2 separate regions of the Homo sapiens genome follow, and region 1 is linked to region 2. Evidence: read pairs that join two places in POLR2A ChIA-PET (ENCODE). Cell type or tissue: OCI-LY7. All regions are shown on one strand. Each heading gives the region's core, and the rest is flanking DNA. Links, peaks and the distances in the headings are about the cores only.

Evidence for each region. ChIA-PET counts read pairs that join two places held together with the same protein. Peaks named below come from ENCODE experiments on the same cell type or tissue, not always from the same donor. Only the 100,000 strongest peaks of a DNase experiment are listed, where the experiment ranks them.
Region 1: POLR2A ChIA-PET joins it to region 2 with 5 read pairs; 2 of 35 experiments call an interaction of 5 or more read pairs at or near these places.

The regions. Positions count from the first base shown.
Region 1 is chr6:163,049-174,814 of GRCh38, forward strand. It overlaps the pseudogene ANKRD18FP. Among named protein-coding and RNA genes, the nearest start is that of LIRIL2R, 11 kb to the right of the region's middle. In OCI-LY7, for the core only: CTCF peaks have their summits at 6,035 (motif pointing left) and 6,242; a DNase peak (open chromatin) is centred at 6,023.
Region 2 is chr6:298,991-310,756 of GRCh38, forward strand. It overlaps DUSP22 (dual specificity phosphatase 22), which reads left to right. Exons shown (of 7, transcript NM_001286555.3): 2 at 5,638-5,671. Among named protein-coding and RNA genes, the nearest start is that of DUSP22, 12 kb to the left of the region's middle. RefSeq lists enhancers at 5,077-5,156, 5,976-6,025. In OCI-LY7, for the core only: no CTCF peak of the experiment used is centred there; a DNase peak (open chromatin) is centred at 7,071; H3K4me3 peaks cover 1,033 bases; H3K27ac peaks cover 2,053 bases.

The sequences.
Region 1 (11,766 bases), core at 4,461-6,960, 140 kb before region 2:
AAAATATAAAAATGAAGTAAAATAAAATAAAAACAAAAAAATCAGAGAAAGAGGGTCACTTTACAGTGAGAGAAGATTTGCCTAATCAGGAAAATATAGTAATTTTTAAGTTGTGTGCACCTAATAAGTTCAAAATATATAGAATAAAAAAGACTACTATCCGGAATCTACAATGAACTCAAACAAATTAGCAAGAAAAAAAAATCCCCTCAAAAAGTGGGCTAAGGACAATTCTCAAAAGAATTTATACAAATGGCCAACAAACATATGGAAAACATGCTCAACATCACTAATGATCGGGGAAATGCAAATCAAAACCACAATGCGATACCGTCTTCCTCCAACAAGAATGGCCATAAACAAAAAAATAAAAAAATAACAGATGTTGGCCAGGAGGCAATGAAAAGGGAACACTTCTACACTGCTGGTGGGGATGTAAACTAGTACAACCACTATGGAATACAGGGTGGAGATTCCTTAAAGAACTAAAAGTAGAACTACCATTTGATCTGGCAATCCCACTACTGGGTATCTACTCAGAGGAAAAGAAGTCATTATATGAGAAAAGATACTTGCACATGCATGTTTATAGCAGCACAATTCAAAAATATGAAACCAGCCTAAATGCCAATCAATCAATGAGTGACTAAAGAAACTATGGTATATACATAAGACAGAATACTACTCAGCCATAGAAAGGAATGAATTAATGGCATTCACAGCAACCTGGATGGAATTGAAAACCATTATTCTAAGTGAAGTAACTCAGGAATGGAAAACCAAACATCGTATGTTCTCACTCATAAGTGGGAGCTAAGCTATGAGGATGCAAAGGTAAAGAATGATACAATGGATGTTGGTGACTCCAGGGGAAAGGATGAGAAGGCCATGGCTATAAATTGGGTTCAGTATATACCGCTTGGTTGATGGGTGCACCAAAACCTCACAAATCACCACTAAAAAACTTACTCATGGCCGGGTGTGGTGGTTCATGCCTGAAATCCCAGCACTTTGGGAGGCCGAGGCGGGTGGATCATGAGGTCAGGAGATCTAGACCATCCTGAGTAACATGGATCTCTACTAAAAATACAAAAAATTAGCTGGGCATGGTGGCAGGTGCCTGTAGTCCCAGCTACTGGGGAGGCTGAGGCAGGAGAATGGTGTGAACCTGGGAGGCGGAGCTTGCAGTGGCCACTGCACTCCAGCCTGGGCAACACAGAGAGACTCTGTCTCAAAAAAAAAAAAACAAAAAACAATCATGTAACCAAATACCACCTATTCCCCAAAAACATGGAAATAAAAAATAAAGTTTTCATAAGGTTCAATTTCTTAAACTGAGTTGTTCATTATTCTTTAAACTGTTCCTGTGCATTTTATATATTTTGGTATGTATATTTTACACACTCACACAAATGCACACAGGCACAGGGACACTGGCAGAGAAACACCTGAACACTCTCCAGCTGACCCAGTCAGAGCCTGATGGGAATGCTGCTCTGCAGTGATGAGGGAGTCGCAAGCAAAGGATGTTCACCTGTGATGTTCCAGAACACACACATCTTGCACAGCTAAAAGAATAAAATTAGGTCATCTCCACATGTAACAGTCTTTGTCCCTTATAAAGAATCTCTTTATAAAATCCTTATAAAGTTGTTTACCTGAATTTCTTCAAGGCCCAGCCAGCCCGCATCCCAACTTATCCATACACAGGGTCTCTGACCACCTCTGGTCCACGGGACATCACACTTAAATTCCTCTATGGCTTGTGAGAGAAGCTTATCACCTGATTAGATCATAAGCTCCAGTAATCACAGACATGAGTCCCCATGGGCCTTCAGTAAATCCAAGAGTGTGATTGTGATGTCTGCGGGGCTCCAGCTCCCCTTCTGCTCTGACCTTTTTGGCACTAAGGCAGGCTCGCTGCAGGCAGATGCCAGGTGCGTGAGGTGTGCAAGAAAGACCTCAGCCCCTCAATCTCTCCCGACCCCCTTTCACAAGTCTGTAGCCCAGGAAAAATGTGTAATATGGAGCCACCAGTGACGAGCTGTGTGATTTTGTAAAGTCACTTACCAAAGAGACTTCCTGGTGCCCTTGTCTTTCACCTGTAAAATGGGATCATCATGGTACCTACCCTCATTGCATTGTGAAAACAGTAAGAGCCAATGTGTGTAAAGCAGACACAACAGGCCTGGATTCCCAAGTGTTAACTATAATTTCAGGTCCACAACCCCTCACCTGCAATTCCAAAAGCCAAATATGGTTTAAAAACTGAACTTTCTTTTAAAACTTTGCAACAAACTCTTTGGCAGCAAAACCTGGACTGACCTAAGGCTCTTCATAACATCTAATTCTGTTACTATAAATATCCATATATTTTGCTGCAGAAATTATGTTTGATTAAGGATGCGTCAGTATGACTGATCAAACTCAAACAGTCTGACTTCTTCCCCAGGTCCAGCCAGGTTTGGGTCAAGAAGCCTGACTTGTGCTACCATTTCACAGTTGCTACACCTCTCAGCAGTTTACCACCTTTTCCTCCACTGTGCCTTAGGCTGGCCCCATCCACTTGCTACCTTTCTCTGCATTAAGGAGATTATGAAATCACCAAGGAAATTGTAAATGAATGTGTATTGATTGAAATGAATATTTTAATATCAATGATATGCAAAACTGGTTGCTATTTATTTATTTTTGTTCAAACCATTGTTTTATGGTGTTTGTAATTTTTTTCTTTAAGAGACAGTTTCACTGTGTTGCCTGGGCTGGAGTGCAGTGGCTATTCACAGGCACAGTCATGAGGCACTACAGCCCTGGACTCCTGGGCTCAAGCCATCCTCCTGCCTCAGCCTCCTGAGTAGCTGGGACTACAGGTGTGGGCCACAGGACCTGGTTCTTAAATTTTTTTCTTAGTCAAAAAACAGTTAAACATGAGACAAATATCTTCAACTTGGTCAAACATAGTTGAACTATATATTTTTTCCTTATCTGACACAGCTTGTTATTGTTGGATTCATTTTGGGATTCCCAGAAATGGATTCTTACTATGAGTGAAATCACATGGTTGGATTGGAAGCTTTCTATTACAAGCCCAGGGGAGATGGAAATATGCTGTGTGGCTCTGCATTAACTTCTGAATTGGATTAATATAATTGCTTCTGCTGGGCTGCAGCTGCTATTAAAAGACTTGATATCACTGCCACCTTAGTAATCACACAAGTGATGGCAAGGTAGAGACATAAGTGAATTTCATTTTAAAAATGCAAATAGTGCTTGATTTAATAATTTAAAAACTTGTAAAATTGCTCAGCAATAGACACATTCTACAAAAGTTGAAATAAAAGTGCTGTTAAGTCTGATAGCAATAAAGAATGTATTCTTATGTAAGAAAACCACAAAGCTTGGGCCGGGCGAGGTGGCTCACACCTGTAATCCCAGCACTTTGGGAGGCCAAGACAGGAGGATCACGAGGTCAGGAGGTTGAGACCATACTGGCTAACACGGTGAAACCCCGTCTCTACTAAAAATACAAAAAAGTTAGCCGGGCATGGTGGCAGGCACCTGTAGTCCCAGCTACTCCGGAGGCTGCAGCAGGAGAATAGCGTGAACCCAGGAGGCGGAGCTTGCAGTGAGCCAAGATCACTTCACTGCACTCCAGCCTGGGCAACAGAGGGAGACTCCATCTCAAAAAAAAAAAAAAAAAAGAAAGAAAACCACAAAGCTTTTAACATAAAAATGGAAAGAAATATTTTAGTGTTTGATGTTTATTTTGGATTCCATTAAATAATAAACATCCGTATGTGGTTAAGTGCTTGGATGCCCACCGCTTCCCTGTGATTAGGGATGGAAAACTTGAGATAGTGCAAAGAAACTTTAAAAGTGGTATGAACCGCAGCCAAAACTACAATCAATCAGAAAGTAAGCCAAAGTGGCTGAGCGCGGTGGCTCATTCCTGTAATCCCAGCACTTTGGGAGGCTGAAGCAGGGGGATCACGAGGTCAGGAGTTCGCGACCAGCCTGACCAGCATGGTGAAACTTCGTCTCTACTAAAAATACAAAAAATTAGCCGAGCATGGTGGCACACACCTGTAGTCTCAGCTACTTGGGAGGCTGACGCAGGAGAATTGCTTGAATGCAGCAGGCAGAGGTTGCAGTGAGCCGAGATCGCACCACTGTGAGCCGAGGTTGCATCACCACACTCCAGCCTGGGCGACAGAGTGAGACTCTGTCTCAAAAAAAAAAAAAAAAGCTTACCTTTAGTTATTAGGCAATAACATGCAATTTCTAAAACCTAACTTAAATGCAGTTTTTCAATCAATTTAAAATGTGTCAGTTTAGTTACATTTATTGAATCAAGTTAACAAATAAGTATCTCTTGAAAATGAGAGCTCCCAGGACTTATAAAAACCGTAAAGTTCCCATTTGCTTTCTGCATTAGCTAATTATGACCTTCACTTAACAAGCATAAGTCAATTGAACGACTCAGTATTTCACCAAATTAAAAACAAGAAGTATATTAGAAAAACAAAACCCAAAAGGGAAAAGGTAATATAACTAACCTCAGTCAAGCAGTTCATGCTGTTATTCGAAGTCTATGGGCTTGAAGTAGGGATCCTTATGGGTGTTTTGGAATATATTTTCTGTTGTGACCTATACTATTAAGATTTCCAACCCAGGGTGGCTCTGGGTCTGGCCTCATAGGCAGAGTGGTGGGAACAGATTTCATTTGCTCTTTCTCTATATGGAGCTTGCTGCTGACCATTGCTATTATCTCATTTGATCTGTACAGATAGCAAAAAACAAATGCCTAGTATTTTATTTTTCCTTAAATGATTCCTAAATGATTTGCAATTTTTAAAAAATTGCCCTGACAGCAAACAAAATTACCCACTAAACTGTTTTAACACCAAATGTGTGAGAGCATACCTGTTATAAGCAAGTATAATTTTAAAATCGTTCTTAAAAAATCACATATGTTTCTAAGAAGATTTCTAGTGAATAAGTAATTCAAACAAAGTAGGAAGGAGAGAGAAATGGCTATCGATGTACGGCTCAATAGGTAATGCTTGCTACCTTCTAGAAGGCTGTACTTATAAGATTCTGAGGATGCCATTAGAAATACTTGTATTCAGGCTGGGCACAGTGGCTCATATCTGTAATCCCAGCACTTTGGGAGGCTGAGGCGGGCAGATCACCGGGTCAGGAGTTCGAGACCAGCCTGGCCAACATGGTGAGAACCTGCCTCTACTAAAAATACAAAAATTAGCCAGGTGCAGTGGTGGGCGCCTGTAATCCTAGCTACTTGGGAGGCTGAGGCAGAAGAATTGCTTGAACCTGGGAGGCGGAGGTTGCAGTGAGCTGAGATTGCGCCACTGCACGCCAGCCTGGGCAACAAAGCAAGACTCCATCTCGGGAAAATTAAAAAAAAAAAAAGAAATACTTGTATTTAAAGGTAACTATGTGAGATGATATGTTAATTTGCTTGACTATAAGAACAACTTCACTATGAATAAACATATAGTAACGTGTTGTATGCCTTAAATAATATACAATTAAGAAAACTAAAACAAAAACAAAAACAAACAAAAACAGAAGCTAGAAATACTTGTATTTAGAAACCAGTTTCAGGATTTTAGAAATCACTCCTAAATATATTTTCAAACATTTGTTTTCACCACCCTTGTACATTTCACCCATTATCTAGGAAAAAATAAGCATTTCACACTGAGAAATAATTCAGAGCAAGAACTCCTAGGAGAGAACTAGATGGTTGGATTGGTGATCAAAAAGAACTAAAGCATCTCTGAAGGCAATCAGCCCTTAGCATTGTGACCAAGGCACTGGAGGTGGGGCTTGCCCTTTCTGTCTTCCACACACCCCTTCAGGCTGACCAAGGTGTTATTTTTAAACAACTTTGTAAATTACACTTTCTTTCATCCCTAGGATAATCATTCCCTATTTCACAAGCATGTCTTCCTGTAGACTGAAAAAACTATACAGAAAAGTTTGTCTCAAAGCGCCCTCTAGTGATAATACTAAAAATCACAATCAGGAAAGTTAAGTTACTAAATGCCAGGACGTGCCCAGAATAGTAGTAGTTTGGGCACTTTGAGTTTAGATTGTGACCTACTAAAAAACAAATTAAATTCATTAATATTTCCATTTAGAAGAATTCTGAAAAGTAATTTTACAGCAAGATCACTTTATTGACCATAAAGCTTCAAAAATGCTAAAAGACTAATAGACTAGGTTAACTACGTAAGATTTTTCAGGGGAAAAGGCCATACAAAAGTTAAAAAAAAAATGAGGGAAGAGACAGAAACTGTCCTTGACTAACATTTTAAATGTAAGTTTATTTACTAGCATTATTTTCAAAAATTATACTATCAGGATAGCTTTCACTTCCTACTAATCTCATGAAGTTGTCTCACTAAAAATTATGCTTTCATGGCAAATTAATGAACTTGATTGATTTTCTACAAGTGTATGTTTTGACTTATTTCTTTAAATTTTTTGACATGGATTTGTTAGCTTTTAATGTTATTGCAAAGACTTCCTTATATTCTTCTAATTCCGTAGTAAGCTCTTCATAAGCGGTTTTCATTTTGGAGAATTGACATTCCACGTCTTTCAGTCAGAGTTCTCTTTTATTCATCAAAGCCATATTATTCTCTTTTAACTGCTGTGTTTTTCATATTCTGCTTGTTTCTAAAACAAATAAAAAATCATACTTTTAAAACAATTATAACCTAATTAGTCTCTATTTGTTGCCTTTCATTTTGAGTCAGTGATTCAGAAAGCAATTTTAAATATGTGTTTTAAAAAGGGGCTGAAGTTTAAAACATCTATTAGCAATTTCATCTAAATTGATAACAGAATTCAGAATTAAATATGAATTATAAAAATTTGAAATCATTCTTGTTAGTGTTCATGTAATCTAATCATTTAAAAATAATAGAATCCATTGGAAATGTTAAAAACTGAACAATGTAGCGTAAGACCAATTCAAAAGTACCATATAATTTTAAATCAGAGTTTTCTTTTTCTAATAGTCTTATGCTAACTGGTTTTAATAACCAAATGACTGTATAGTGAAACTCACTACTCTGAAAGATCAACTTAGTTATAATCATGATGGAAATTTAAATATTTAAAATAAGAAACAGGTGCCACCTTTTTTTCTAAAACTCTACAAAGCAAATTCCTATAAGAGAGGCAGACAAAACACTGTATGTCTATATTATAATTTGCAGTGAAATAAATGAAAGCACATTACAGATAAACCTACCTGATTAAAAAAACTAACCTGTAAATTGATTTCTTCTAATTTTTCTATTTCCTGTCCTGCTCTTTCTTCCAACTGCAATTTACATTCTTCTACGTCACCAAATTCTACCATATTTTTTTCATGTGTCTTAAGATTCACTACTTCTTGTTCCAAAATTTTGTTAACCTCCTCAAGTTTTTTACATTTCTGTTGTACTTCTTTCATAGATAATAACTCCTGTTGAATAACTTGATTCTTTTTAGCCAAATATAGACATTTTTGAAGATATAGTTTCCAGCTCTGCTGTAAGTTCATCAAACTGCATAAATAAAATAGTACAGCTTGATAATGAAGTAGGCTGACACTATTTTATTATAAAACCAGTAACAAATTTTGAAATACATTTACTTGCAATAAAATGTTATCTATAATGCGGTAGATTCTTCCAACGTGAACGCTTAAATTACTCAGAAAATCAAGAACAAAGTTAAAGCCACCAAGAGTCAAAAAGATATATTAGTTACTTTTATCATCTTTGCCACAGAACTTTTGCACTTGATCTTACACTTTTATTTTTCTGATTGCTTATTTTTGTTCCTCCCTAAATGACTCTAAGTTATTTCTTAGTAGAAAGTTTCTAATCTCCTTCCTTCATGATCATGCCCAATAATTTCTAAAGAAGTTTTAGGGACATCATATTGAGTTATTTAGGCCAAGGTCAATAAATGGCTCTCAGAATAAGACTCTGAAAATAATAATCTAGGCCAGGTGTGGTGGCTCATGCCTGCAATCCCAGCACTTTGGGAGGCTGCAGCAGAACGATCACTTGAGGCCAGGAGTTTGTGACCAGCCAGAGCAACATAGTGAGACCCCCATCTTTACAAAAAGTTAAAAGCAATTAGTTAAAAACAATTACAATTAGTTAAAAACAATGACAAAAAGTTAAAAACAATTAGCCAGACATGGTGGCGCATTCCTGTAGTTTCAGCTGGTTGGGAGACTGAGGCAGGAGGATGGCTTGAACCCAGAGTTCAAGGCTGCAGTGAGCCATGACCACACCACTGCACTCCTTCCTGACTGACAGAGAAAGATCATATCTCAAAAAAAGACAAATTAATGCGTCCTGTAAATAAGGAGTATGATATGGTTTGGCTGTATCCCAACTCAAATCCCATTATGAATTGTATCTCCCATAATTCCCACATGTTGTGGGAGGGACCTGGTGGGACATAATTGAATCCAGGGAGTGGTTTCCCCCGTACTGGGCTTGTGGTAGTGAATATATCTCACAAGATCTGATGATTTTACAAGGGGTTTCCCCTTTCACTTGGCACTCCTTTCTCTCTTGTCCGCCACCATGTAAGACATGCCTTTCCCCTTCTGCCATGACTCTGAGGCCTCCCCAGCCATGTGGAACTGTGAGTTCATTAAACCTCTTTTTCTTTATCAATTACCCAGTCTCAGGTATGTCTTTATCAGCAGCATGAAAATGGACTAACACAGTAAGTTGGTACCAGTAGGGTGGTGTGCTGCCGTAAAGATACCCAAAAATGTGGAACTGGGTAATAGGCAGCAGTTGAGACAGTTTGGAGGGCTCAGAAGAAGACAGAAAAATGTGGGAAAGTTTGGAACTTCCTAGGGACTTGTTGAATGCCTTTGACCAAACTGCTGATAATGATATGGACAATAAAATTCAGGCTGAGATGGTCTCAGATAGAGATGAGGAACTCATTGGGAACTACTGTAAAAGTGATTCTTGCTATGTTTTAGCAAAGAGAGTGGTGGCATTTCGCCCCTGCCCTAGAGATATGTAGAACTTTGAACTTGAGGGAGATGACTTAGGGTATTTAGTGGAAGAAATTTCTAAGCAGCAAAGCATTCAAGAGGTGACTTGGGTGCTGTTAAAAGCATTCAGTTTTAAAAGGGAAACAGAACATAAAAGTTCAGAAAATTTGCACCCCGATAATGTGATAGAAAAGATTTTTTTCTGAGGAGAAAGTCAAGCCTGCTGCAGAAATATTCATACATAACAAGGGGCCAAATATTAATCACCAAGACAATGGGAAAAATGTCTCCAGGGCATGTAAGAGAACTTTGGGCAGCCCCTTCCCATCACAGCCCTGAAGGCCTGGAAGGAAAAAATGGTTTTGTAGGTATCCAGGCCCCCACTGCTGTGTGCAGCCCAAGGACTTGGTGCCCTGCATCCCAGCCACTCTAGATATGGTTAACAGGGGCCAAGGTACAGTTCAGGCTGTGGCTTCAGAGGTTACAAGCCCCAAGGCTTGGCAGCCTCCACATGGTGGTGAGCCTGTGGTTGCACAGAAGTTAAGAATTGAGGTTTGGGAACCTTCACCTAGATTTCGGAGGATGTATAAAAATGCCTGGATGTCCAGGCAAAAGTTTGCTGCAGAGGCAGGGCCCTCATGGAGAACCTCAGCTAAGGCAGTGTGGAAGGGAACTGTGAGGTTTAAGCCCCCACACTGAGTCCCCACCTGGGGCACTGCCTAGTGGAGCTGTGAGAAGAGGGCCACCATCCTCCAGACCCCAAAATGCTAGATCCACCAACAGCTTACACCATGCACCTGGAAAAGCCACAGACACTCAACACCAGCCCATAAAAGCAGCCAGGAGGGAGGCTGTACACTGCAAAGCCACAGGGGCAGAGCTGCCCAAGACCATGAGAATCCACCTCTTGCATCAGCATAACCTGGATGTGAGACATGGAGTCAAAGACAATCATTTTGGAGCTTTAAGATTTGCCTGTTAAGCTGGATTTTGGACTTGCATGGGGCCTTTAGTCCTTTCATTTTGGCCAATTTCTCCCATTTGGAATGAATGTATTCATCCAACGCCTGTACCCCCAATGTATTTAGGAAGTAACAAACTTGCCTTTGATTTTACAGGCTCACAGGCAGAAGGGACTTGCCTTGTCTCAGATGAGTCCACAAACTGTGGACTTTTGAGTTAATGCTGAAATGAGTTAAGATTTTGGGGGACTGTTGGGAATGCATGATTGGTTTTGAAATGTGGGGATATGAGATTTGGAAGAGGATGGGGCAGAATGATATGGTTTGGCTTTGTCCCCACCCAAATCTTATCTTGAATTGTAGCTCCCATAATTCCCACATGTTGTGGGAGGAACCCCGTGGGAGATAATTGAATCATGGGGGTGGCTTTCCCCATACTATTCTTGTGTCAGTAAGTTTCATGAAATCTGATGAGTTTATAAGGGGTTTTCCCTTTCACTTGGCGCTCCTTTCTCTCTTGTCTGCTGCCACATAAGACATGCCTTTCACCTTCTGCCATGATTGTGAGGCCTCCCCAGCCACATGGAACTGTGAGTTCATTAAACCTTCTCTTCTTTATCAGTTACCCAGTCTCAGGTATGACTTTATCAGCAGTATGAAAATGGACTAATACAGATTATGAGGATTCTAATGCCATTAGCTTTTCCCTAAACTTCAAATGTTTTATGCTAATTTGAATTGCATTTCAAGAAGTAATGATTCTTTGGGTCAAGGCCATAGAAAACAGAACCCAGAAATAAATCCACGTATTTACAGGCAACTGATTTTGGACAAAGGTGCCAATAACATACGTTGGGGAAAGGACACCCTCTTCAATAAATGGCACTGGAAAAACTGGATAGCCAATGGAGAAGAATAAAACCAGACACCATATACCAAAATAAACTCACAATGGATTAAGGTCTTAAATGTAAGGCCCCAAACTATCAAACTACTAGAAGAAAACATAGGAGAATGCCTCAGGACATTAGTCTGCACCAAGATTTTATGTGTAAGACATCAAAAGCAAAGGCAAAAAGCAAATAATAGACCACTAATATCCAGAATGTACAAGGAACTCAATGTGACAGTAAAAAAAAAAAGGGTAAAAGATCTAAATAGACTTTTAAAAAAGACATACAAATGATGATGAAATATATAAAAAAGATCAATGTCACTAATTGTCAGGGAAATGCAAATAAAACCCACAATAAGATATAATCGCACTCCAGTTCAAATAAATGGTTATCATTGAAAAGACAAAAAATAACAAATGCCAGTGAGTTTGCAGAGAACTCATATGCTGTTGGTAGGAATGTAAATTGGTGCAGCCATTATAGAAAATGACATGGAGTTTTCTCAAGAAACTAAAAATACAGCTGCCAAGGGACACAGCAATCACACTACTGGTTAGTCAACCGATAGAAAAGAAAACTATATATCAAAAGGATACTTGTACTTATATGTTTATTGTAGCACTATTCACAACAGCTAAGGTATAGAATCAACCTACATGTCCATCAACAAATGAGTCTGTGGCTTGTTTTCTGTCTCTTAACATCCATTTTATTTTTACTTTTGGAACTAAAGAAGAGGAATGGTCAACTTTCTGTTATTGTTGTAACAGTAATGGCAGAACCAAGAGAGAATGCACCCAATCTTGTAATCACATTGGAAGGCCCTGATTGTGCAAGTGTGCTAATTCTACATTGAGCA
Region 2 (11,766 bases), core at 6,027-8,526:
ACCTCCCTGGAAATGGTCATCTTGTGGGAGGCCACTCAGGAACAGTGTCCCCAGCAAAGGGAAAGAGCAGCAGTTTCAGAGGCCCACAGATGCTTAGCACCAATTCTGTGCTTATTACTTCAGCATAGTGGGACATTCCCAAGTTGCCTTTACAGGCTTTTTTTTCCAACTTGTCCTTGCTTTCTACCAGGTGGTAATGATTTCATTTTCTCTCTGTTTTTCTTGCTTCTGGCTTGAGCTCAGCTCCTGCGTGGCCTGACTGGTCAGCCAGGTTGTTGCAGATAAACACCTTGTGGTTCCCAGGTCTCCTCTATAAATCGTCTCTCTGCTGGAAAATTATTTGATTTTATTTCATGTTCTCTTTCTCTGTATTCAGGGATTACCAGCAACAAAAATATCGTGAAAATAGATGGGTCAAAATTTTTGGGTTTCAAGTCTGAATTACGAAGCTGACTAGTGTAGAAGTTGAAATATTCATGGGCCTTTTATTTAGTCTCCTTGAAACCAGCCCTGCTTAATCTTGTTTGTAATTCTATATGGAAGAGAATCATACTGTGACTACAGAGAGGGATTGAGCAACCTGCTTTCCATTTCCAGTCTTGAAACTCTAGCTCAGTCTCCTGGTCTGAAACATGAAGTTAAAGGTTGACTGACACAATTTGGTCTTCTCTTTACATTACTTAAAAATATTTAAAATGTATGTAAAATACTCATCTTCAATTCCTTTTAAGAAGTTGCCTCCTCAGGTCAGACTTCCCATCCTTGCCAGCACGCTGCTGCAGCAGCTCCCCAGCACTAGGCCCATGCCACAGGTGTGGCCGGGCACCGTTTCGCATGTGGAAGTCCACTCAGGGCAGAAAGGGGCAGCGTTCCCTCTCCCTGGCACAGCTCGTATCAGGCTTCACTCATCATCATTTTTTCTCTCTCCTTTCCTCTCACCCTGTTCACATTGTCTGTTTGTTCACTCATTCATTGGAGAAATGTTGACTTGAGTACCTACCCAAGGGAGAACCAATCGAGTTCAAAAATATATTTACAAAGAAGATACAGGCAGCAGGTAGAGATCGTAGACTGGAGGTCCATGGGCCCTGGTCAGCCCACAGATGGGTTTAGTTTGTCAACCACAGTATTTTAGTGGTTTTTAAAATTTAATTGACAATATTTGAAAATTGGGCTGTTTCCCATAAAACAGCCTGGAATTTGGGGGCCCTGGCCTGCGTCTCTGCATAGCCATGTTGGTTGGTTGCACCGTGGTCACTTCCTTAGATGTGGGTGAGATTGGAGAATGCCTTCGGGCTCGGGCTCAGGCTGAAGACATTTGAGGGTCCACTCCTGAAAGGTCTCCCTTGCCAAGGTGTAGAATTTGGGTTTCATGCTGAAAGCTACACGGAGCCCTAAGCTGAAGAGTCACACAATCAACTTTGCACTTGAGATGGTTTGAGGAATCCTTTGGAGGGACCACTCAGTCTGGAGGTAGGGAGCTCACTAGGAAGCTGCTGCAGGAATTCAGAAGGGAGACGCTAAGAAGCTGAGCCTGAAAGTTCAAAGAGGAGCACATGAGTGGGAGAGCTGCTGCGTGGAAGTAAATGGCAAATGAGCAGCAGTGAAGTCCAGAAAGGGCAGAGTCTCCTGTCGGAGTGATCTCTGGAGGGTTCCTGGTTGAGCTGGTCCTAGCAGGGCGGGTAGGTCTCGGTACTAGAGGCAGGGCAGGAACAGACCTGCTGTGCCTGTGACTTGCCTCAAGATCTGTGCACTCTTCTGCATTTATGCATTTTTCCAGGTTGAAAGCCCACATCAGGGTCCTTGGCTGTAAGCAACAGCATCCAAATGTGGTTACCTTAGGTAGAACAGGGCAGACAGCCTGGAAGGCTGGAGAGCCAGACTCAGGGGCAACCTTGGCAGGAGCAGATGCTGTAAGTGGTCAGTGAGAGCATTTCTGGGGCTACCGCAAGATGCTGATGCTACAGCCAGTGGACACTGAATGTGCCACCAGCCCTGCTGCCTCTGTTGCCAAAGAGGACACTCTAGGCTATCCCTGCAGCCGGCGTGCAGACTTGTTACACGTGGGTCACACCCATGTAGCAGCAAAGGCTTACGTGAGCAGGTATCTGGCATTGGCAGCTTCTATACTAACAGCTGGGCTCTGCTTCCCACCAAGACTCCCTGGGGCCAGGGTATCCCCAAACCTAGGAAAGGGTTTCAGAGACTGGAAAACCAATAAGATAAATGGCCATTACAGGGTTTGTGGTTTTCGAGCATACCCAAGGGATAAAGGACCCCAAACAGTGGGAACCTCTTCTCTGTTTAGAAAGAATATTTAGGGCAAAGAAAGTGCTATTGCAAGATGGGACCAGTAAGGGGTATTGGGAGAATGGGGATGACCTGGCTCGGCTGGACATAAGAAAGAAGTTGGGGGAAATCCTTCAGAGATCGGTTGGAGCCAACCTGCGGAAGCCATGCTGAATATTTAGTTCAATGTTTGGCCTTGATTTTTTAAGTAAAAGGGTTGTTACTGAACATTTTGAGGTAGAAAATCACCCAGGAAGAATATGGCTTTAGAAAATTAATTTGATAGGACAGAGGAATGAGTTCAGTGTTTACTACTGTAACCCCTGTGTGAATTGAGGCTCTGCGCAAGGCTGAGGAGGGAGACTGTGAGAGGCCTTCTAATTCCCGGGAGGAGGGGAGCAGAGAATTGAGAGAGAGGTGCCACAGCGGTGGGAGCCCTGGGTTTTCATTCGGGGTGACTGGGAGAAGGTGGCACCATCAGGGGCAGGAGGACTTGACAACGGTGGTGGGAAAACAGTGGTTTGCTTGAGATAGTCCTGCAGCAAGCCGGGCTCCAGACGATGAATTTAGGAGTCAGAACATCATGGTTCTACAACATTAGAATGTAGAGACGGTCTACTCTTATGCCCTCATTTAATTTTAAAGATAATATAAAATGTATTAATTTGTGCTTAGTAGAGAAGATAGTAGATGTACAAAGAAAAAAAGCAAAAATGGGCCATAATCTGTTTTCCGAATAATCCCTCTTGATTTAAAAAAAGTGCAAATTGGCATAGTGCATGCACAGGACTGGAGTGTCAGATGGCGGAGGCAAGCTCAGAGAGAAATGCAGAAGCCCTCCTCCAGGACCCCGCCATCGCCGTCACGGAGGTGAGCATGGTGACGAAGGGAGTGTACGTGCACACAGCTGTACCTTTCCTGTTTTTCATACCATTTTCAAGATATATTAAGTTAAAACGCGTAAGATCGTCTTCCTCACAGCCCCACACATCTTAGGCGTCGTATTCCATTTCATGGCACCTAACTTGGAGTCTGGATAGTGGCCAGTGGCCACAGTGTCTGCTGTGCAGGACCAGCTCCTTGCACTAACGCCCGCCTTCTCTCCACCTCTCTCCCACTCCCTCCAGTAGAGACAAGACCCTTTCTGCAGGCTGACCGTTCTGCTGTCCCCTCCCTGTCTGCCCACTGCTCTTGGGCTGCAGGTCCTGAGTGTCACTGTCCCCAGGAAGCCCTCTGCGACCCCAGAGTGGTCAGGTCACCTCCACTTTCCCTGTGTGAGCTGCTCATGAGGGCAGGGCCCTGTCTCTCTCAGTCACACCTCTACGCTGAGTGCCCGGCATTGTGCCTGAGGAACTTTAGCCACTATGATACGTTCTCTGACTTTGGGCAGATAAACATGCTTATAGTCTAGAAACATTTTGATCTAGAAAATCGCCTAGTGATTATAACTGTAGAGTCACTGCTGTAAAAAGTGATCCTGACACTTGGTTAAGCCAGCAAGGAAGACTCTATTCGAGACCATCACAACAGGGGAGGACGCGACTCCAATATGGCAGGAACAAGGGTGGATGGAAAGCCAAGGGCAGGGTGAGGGAGTGGGTGGAATACCACTCAGGGGAACTGGATTAGACATCGGGGTGGAGGAACAGGAGCTTGGTGGGGTCTTAGGGGATACGCTTAGCAGGTCTCTGCTCGCACTGGACTCGGTCGGGCAAGGACCAGGCCTTGTTGAGAAAAGGACTCAGAGGAACCTGACTAAAGTTTGGTCAAGGAGGGGTCATTGCACTGCCAGACAGAAGAGCCACATGGCAATGATGCTCTCTAGTGTCTACTGCCACATCCTAAAAAAGGCAGGAGAGACCCTCGGGAATGAGAGACTACACACAGCAAAGCTCTGTGCAGTCAAGCATTGCCAGAGAACATCAGTGGGATCCACATCCAGGACGAACTTGCATTGTTCCCGTCTTTCAAGATAGGAATGATAAAGTATAGACTGTTGTCTCGGAGTAATGATTAGCAAAGCCTCTTTTCATTCTTGGACTGTCCCAGTTTGGCCGATACATTACGTGGCCCCTTGGCTGGTTGTCCCTCTGCACAGAGACTAGCTCTGGGCCTAGCACTGCCGCCCTGACATGAGCCACAATAGATCCCCTGCAATCACTAGACATGAGCCATGGGTTTTTAGCGAGGCAGCCGGTGGTCAGGAAGATGCTTGAAGAAATCAGCTAACATGAAGAACTGTACTACAGGCTCTTTGGACTTCCTCAGTGGGAGTGAAGGAAGATAGGGGAGCTGCAGGGTTGGCAGACAGTGGGGGCGAGGCTAGGACATCTAGGGATCTGTGGTGAAGCGTCACCAAGACGAGCTGGTTGTATGTGCTTGGAAATCGTGGCAAGTGATATCGTGAGCATACTTTAACAAGTGGTACTGTGTTCTTATTTAAATTTCAGAGTGTCCATGCAAAGTGCTGGCAAGACAAGAATTTGCTTCCTACTTCGCAAATTGTGGGTGTGAAAGAAGCCACCCCAATTTCTCATTGCCGACCTGCTAAATCATTCCATGCGGGGGCTGGAGGTGGAGAGGAGGGCTTGCCCAGAAATGTGTATTTTTAACAGATTCTGGAGTTCTGATGGGGAGTTTGGTTTGAGAACCACTGCCTTAGAAGAGTTGACATTTTGCAACAAAGACGTGTTCTTCTTAACCTGCATATATGTGGAGGTTGGATCATTTATTTAACAACCCATTGTTGACTGTCATCCTGGCCTGGGGCTGGGGAGGCAGCAGTGAGCAACAGGATTCGTTTGCTGCCCAAGGAGTTTTCCCCGACAGAAAGATGGGCCTTCACCTGGTCATGCCCTCGCAGCAGCATCGCCACACAGGGGACATAGAGGGCTACTGTCACTGAGCCGGGGGCCAACCCTGGACTTGGGGCTCAGGACTGGCCAAGGGTGAGGTGGGCGGGAGTGTAACCGCCTGCAGTGGGCACCGTGTGTGCAGTGGCCTCGTGCAGCAGAGTGCAGAGCTGCAGGGCCGCCAGGGCTGTGGGGCCAGGGTGGGCAGGCGGGGCAGGGGACTTGGACCCTCAGAATGCCCACCAGCACTGCAGGGCTGCAAATGAGGATGACGGGGTCGAAGCCGGGCCCTAAACCCAGCGAGTCGATGGGCACCAACCCACGGCCTTCCACAGGCCGCTGGGGATGTTGGGTCACCCGCGTGTCTGTCAGGGAGGTGCTGTACTGGGGAAGCACCTGGCCTTTGCAGGGATCCTGCTGCTGGATGAGGCCCCCTTCTGCAATACCATCCACTTAGAGTCTGCCATGCTCATGTCTGTGTCTGTCTCTCTCCTAGATCCTGCCCGGCCTGTACATCGGCAACTTCAAAGGTGAGTTCTTGCTTTTTTATTGTTGTGATAAAATACACATAACATAAAATGTGTCATCTTGACCATTTTAAAGTGTATAGGTCAGTGGCTTTAAGTAATTTGCATTGCTGTGCAGCCATCACCAACATCCTTCTGCAGGACTTTTCATGTTCCCAAACTGAAACTGTGTCCCTTAAAACACCAACTCCCCATTCCTCTCCTCCCAGCCCCGGGCAGCCACCATTCTGCTTTCTGCCTCTATGAATCTCACAACTATCGGAGCCTCCTCTTAGTGAAATCATGCAGTATTTGTGCTTTTGGGACTGGCTTATTTTACTGAGCACAGTGTCACAGTTCATCCGTGTTGCGGCGTGTGTCAGAATGGCCTTCCTTCTTAAAGCTGAATAATACTCCATTGTGTGCATAGGCCTCATTTTGCTTCCATTTATTTGTTCGTGGACACTTGGACTGTTTCCACCAAAAGTGAGTTCACTTTTTAAAAGATCAGCTTTAGACTTCTCATGGGTGAGATTGACAGGCAAAGTGTAGACTCAGTCTACAGTCTGTTCTGGGAGTGGCCCCCACTTGCACCCAAGCCCCTTGCTGGGTGCACCGCAGCCCCTTGACCATCACCTGATGGAGTGATGTGAGGCTGTGCCCGCTCCAGCTCTGCCCTGGTTCTCCTTTGAACTCTCCACACCTGTTGGAACATTATCATCAAAAGGTGTTGGACAACAGGCACATTTAGCAATCATGTGACTTATTTATAACCTTTTACAACTTTCATTTTTTAGTTACTATTGAGAAATTTTCAGAAGCCTGTTCTTTTTAAGTCACCTGGGAAACAAGAGTGACAATTTCATCTCTGGCAGATTCTTCTCATCTGGTGCTTCTCTTCTCACACATTTCCTGCCACTTGTTCCGTACTGATTGATTTACTGTCAGCTATTGACTCTATTTTCACTCAGCTCTGGAGCACGGTGGTCACTGGGCTTGTCGGCTTCCAGGGAGGGGCCAAGTCCCCCTGCCAGGTGACCTTCAGAGTTTGTGTAAGTGAATCACTGAGATGAGGTGGGAAGATAGAGATGAGGGGCCCTTAATAGGATGGGAGAGACCTGGGAAGCTTGCAGGCAGGTCCCCACTCATGTTAGGTTGGACAGAGCCAGACCATGTCATAGGCAGCTAATGCTCCTCCCTTCCCTAACAAGCCAGAACATGGCCACTCCTGTTGGCTTTCTGGATGTTGCTGAAATTTCTGAGTTCAGATTCAAATTGATTGTACAAATAATCTTTATTGTTGCTCTATAATGTCTGTTTCCACACACACACCCGTATCCCCCCAGCTCACTATTAGGCCTCAAAGAGAATTGAGCACAGAGAGCTGACAGCTGCTAATTGCTACAAGAACATGTTAAAAATAGTACTGGACTTGCTAAATTAGTAAGCTTTGTAGTTCTGAAAAAGCAGCAAACCCTTTGTGGTGAGTAGGCCAGGATACATTAATGTAGCAAACGTCAGAGTTATTTAGTGAGTTATTAACTGTTTTCATGGGGAAAGGGAGTGTCTTTGAGAACAGAGTTTAGGATAAGTTCTTAGAAGTAGAATTGCTAGATGAAAGGTTTGAAATTAAAAATTTTAATAAATATGAACCAAATTCAACACTTCTGACAACAGTATGTGAGAGTTTTAGCCTTAATCATGAAAGGTTACTTTTTTTGGAAGGACAGCTTTAAGGAAATATTTAAAACTCTTTTCACACTACAAGCTATACCTGTTTTCTAAATATTCAATAACATAGGACTCCTTGCAAGTTCCTGGATCTTGTGCTTTGTGGTTTCGTCTATGAGAGTGTTGTAAACAGCCCACCACCTCTCCTTGTTCATAGGGTTAATGCTGCATTATTACCTTAAGTTATTCTGATATTGGTATGAGGTTGTGTTTTATTCACTCGTTAGCCAAATATTTATTAAACGCTTTCCAGGTACAAGGCTTATCTAAAAGAAAGGAATGAGAGTACAGTGAATTGGCGAGTGGCTCGAAGGAGAGGAAGTATTTTCCCCAATTGTGCTGTGAATTCACTTGTTCATTGCACAAGCTTATCGGGAACACACGATGTGCTGGGAGTTGAATGTGGACCAGTGTCCCTGCCCTCAGGCTATCAGAGTCCAACAGCAGGTGCAGAACAGGAAGGGGCCAGTGTGTGTCCTCACATGAGTTACACACCTGGGGGTGTAGACTGGGAAGATGGAGTCTGTCTCACAGGGCTGTAGCGGGGCTGACCCAGACAATGGGTGATGCCCTCGGTGGGCTCAGTGCCCAATACCTGGTGCCCTGATAAATAAGCACCCACACACTCACTGCTACTGCCATGGGAGCCCGATCGATGCCAGGTCTGCAGTAGGCAGCTGGGTGGCATTGGCTGGCAAGGGTGGAAACCCAATGTGGAATGTGGCCTCTTTCTTTTTTCCTGGGCGGTGAATCCAGCTGTCATCTGTGCTCTTGCCTGGCATCTCATATAGTCATTTATCCTGCTCTTTTAAAATTACGAGTAATATGTGCCTCTTGTAACACAAGAACCAGTAGAGTAGAAAGGAACGTAAACAGTCACTCCCTTCTTCTGTCCCTTCTCCTTCCTCCCCTCCCTTCTCTTCCCCTTCCCGTTTCCTTTCTTCCCTCCCCACTTCTCTCCCTCCCTCCCTTCCTTCTCCTCTTCCCTCCTTCCTTTCAGTAGGATCCCTCGCCTGTCACTCTGCAACTCTTAAGAAAAAAAAGCTTTGTAATGAATCCACAAATGGTTTTGTAGCGCCTGGTGATTTTTGCTCCTGGAGAAGAACCACAAACAAACCCAGCTCTGGAGCCCGGTCTTTGGGTCTTCGATGCTTTGGTGAGAGCCTCTCTGTTGAGGCTCCAGGATGCAGCAGGCAGCCTTGCCCAGAAGCCAGGAGGGAAGGCAGGGAGTGGAAGCCAGAGAGAGCAGCCCCTCCCTGGGCCGGAGGGTGGGTCCGTGGCTTCCTTACAACTTGGCACCAGCGACAGTAGATGTCAGCTGACAGACGAAGCCCTCATTGTTTGAAGATGTCCACAGAATTCTAGAAAAGTGGGAACGCTCTTAGGTACTGTGTGTACGTGAGTGGTGTGCATTGAGACCATGTTCGCAGTCTTGAGCTTGTGTTTTGTGCCTGCCAGTAAGACAGACAGTCCTGGTGGGTACCCAGTTGTTTGGACAAGGCCAGCCTGGTCAGAGGTAGTCTGCTGTCAGCTTACTGAGACAAAATCACCATGCTTAACAGGTCAGCATATGTCCATCCAGACTTATTTTTTCCACATGAATTCTAACTGATAACCTTCCTGTTGGTTTTATGAATTACTAACCTGTTGCATTTGTGACTGCCAGTTGGGGAGGGGCCCGCTGGCACCGGGCCAAAGGTCATTCCCTCCAGGGCTCAGTGTTAGGGTGCACATGACCTTCTGGGGTTCTTCTTAAAGCGCATGTTCTGATCAAGTAGACATGGGGTCTACTTGATGCTCTGCTGCCGGTTGGAGGACCCCATGTTGAGCACCAAAGCGCTAAGTTCTGCCCCTCTAGGTCTGTGCTCAGGAGGAGCTAGTTTGAAATGTACAAGCTTGTGTCTGTGCACATTAGGAAACTCCACCTTGAGCCTTACAGCTGGATTCCCAGCTCATTACCTCGCTGCTCATGATTGTAGGTCGCCTTCCAGGACAACCAATAGTGTGAAGTCTGTAAGAATTAAAGTTCCAGGGTCATCACCCAGCAGGTTTGATTAAGCATTTTATGCACTCTGAAGTAAGTGGGCAGAGCCTGTGCCTTATGGGAAAGGATGCATCAGCGAACACGGTGCTAGCGTGCGGTGAGGAAGAGGGGAGGTGCTGGCCCCGGAGTGCTTCCCTGTGCTTTGGAGTCCAGCCGGCAGTGGGCTGTCGTGATATCAAGTGGTCTTCTCTATTCAGAAATGTATGCTTTTTTCCCCAGGCCACTTTAAAAAGATTCACTCTGTATTATCAAAGCATATTTACGGGGTGAAGAAAATGTTCTAAAGTTATATATTGTGGCTATTGTGCAGCCTTGTGAACGTATGAAACCATTGAATCATATACTTGATCAGGGTCCGTATTATGGTATGTGAATTATATCCCAATAAAGCTTTGTGAAAGGAGAAAAGTAGATTGAAACAAATACGGATGGTTGACATTCAAATGCCAGGTGGAATGGGTGTCTGGAGGAGCCAGGTGGGTGGGTCAGATGAGCTGGCGCCATCAGGCTGCCCCGCCTCTACTGGGTCCTCGCCCCACCTCCTCCAGGTTCTGTGAGCGCTGAAGCTGTGGCTTTGTCTGTTTCACTGCTTTTCTAAAATGTCCCATGCTGGTGGCGATTGGAAAATCCCATTTTGGTGTGAATGTGGGAACTGGCTGCCTGTGGCTTCCAAAACGATTCTAGCTTCTGCCTAATTAATTCTAAGCTAGCCTTGCTGGTACCCCAACTTGTGAGGGGTTGGGGGTTGGCAGTGAGTCCCCATGTGCTATGTAGATGGCTCTCATCCATAGCAGGTGGCTTTGAGGTAACTATTTATTTAGCTCAAGGGGGAGTGAGAGGACACTGCTATTATATTATAGACGCCTTTCTGAGCCTGATAACTTAAAGGGCTCATGTTCCTCGTATAAAAAGGTTTTTTCTTTCTCACTTTGGGTCAAAAGATGAGCCAGTCAGAAATAAACTTAGGCAAAATACTTGAAAACAATAGCCCTAAATTTGAAGCTCGAAAATTTGAATCTGGGAAAGCAATAGCCTGGAATTTGAAGCCTGAGAGGTTGGAGCAATGAAAAGAGTCTTAAAAGTGGTATTTTAATATCACCTAAATTTTTTTTCCTGACGTTGCTGAATGTTTAGAACAATGTTTCTTGACTTCTGCTTCATCATCAAGGCTTGTTAGAGATGGAGATTCCTCAGCCCCAGGGTAGATCTTTCTAACTAGCCTCTTGGCAGTTCCTAGGGTGTTAAACTTCAGAGCCACTCATGTAGAACACACACACACACACACACACACACACACACACACACATACTATAAAGAAGGAAGAAAACCCTTGTAATTCCGTCTCTGAGCTGGGGCTGTCTTTGTACCAGTCCCGCCATCCTCCCTGCCATGTGTTTGTCTCTGCATTTTTATACGTTGGGTTTGTGTCATATTTATGGTTTGGTACCTGCTTTACATTATACCCTGAGCATTTTCCCATGCCATGAAATAGTCTCCAGAACCATGATAATTAAACATTTGCCTTTCTTTGTTGTTGTTGTTGTTTGGTTTTGTTTTGTTTTGCTTGAGATAGACTCTCACTCTGTTGCCCAGGCTGGAGTTCAGTGGGGCGATCTCGGCTCACTGCAACCTCCGCCTCCTGGGTTCAAGCGATTCTCCTACCTCAGCCTCCTGAGTAGTGGGGTTTACAGGTGCACACCACCACGCCCAGCTAATTTTTGTAATTTTAGTAGAGATGTGGTTTCGCCGTGGTGACCAGGCTGGTCTCACACTCCTGACCTCAGGTGATTGGCCCGTCGCGGCCTCCCAAAGTTCCGGGATTACAGGTGTCAGTCACCATGCCCGGCCTAAACATTTGCCTTCTGATCCATTTCTCCTGTATCATTTAGGAAAGTTCAGCCAGGCTGGGATGGGGGTGTAGGGAAGTGGACCTCCTCATTTCCTGCTGGCCCCCTGTTTTGTAGATTAGTAGAAGGGTTCCACTTCAGGGGATCACACCATTTGGTCTTCTTTTTGCAGGTAGGGACATTGGAAGGGAATATAATTTTGTTATCTTCTTAGTTTCATATGGAGATAATTTAATAGCCAACTGATAGCTGATAGACAGTTCTGTTTGGAATTTCCAGAAAAAGTTTCATTTTTTAATTGTGCTTTAAAGTGAATATAGATGATGTAAACCACAGTCCTGTCTGAATCCAGAACTGTCCCTGCTTTTGACGTCTGGGGAAAGAAGTAATGGGCAGTTTCCTTTGTCTTCTAGAGTTAATGGTTTTGTATTTAGCTTTTTAAGAATTCTCATCATTAAGAGGCCATTGAATTAAAAAAATATTTTAAATATCCCTAA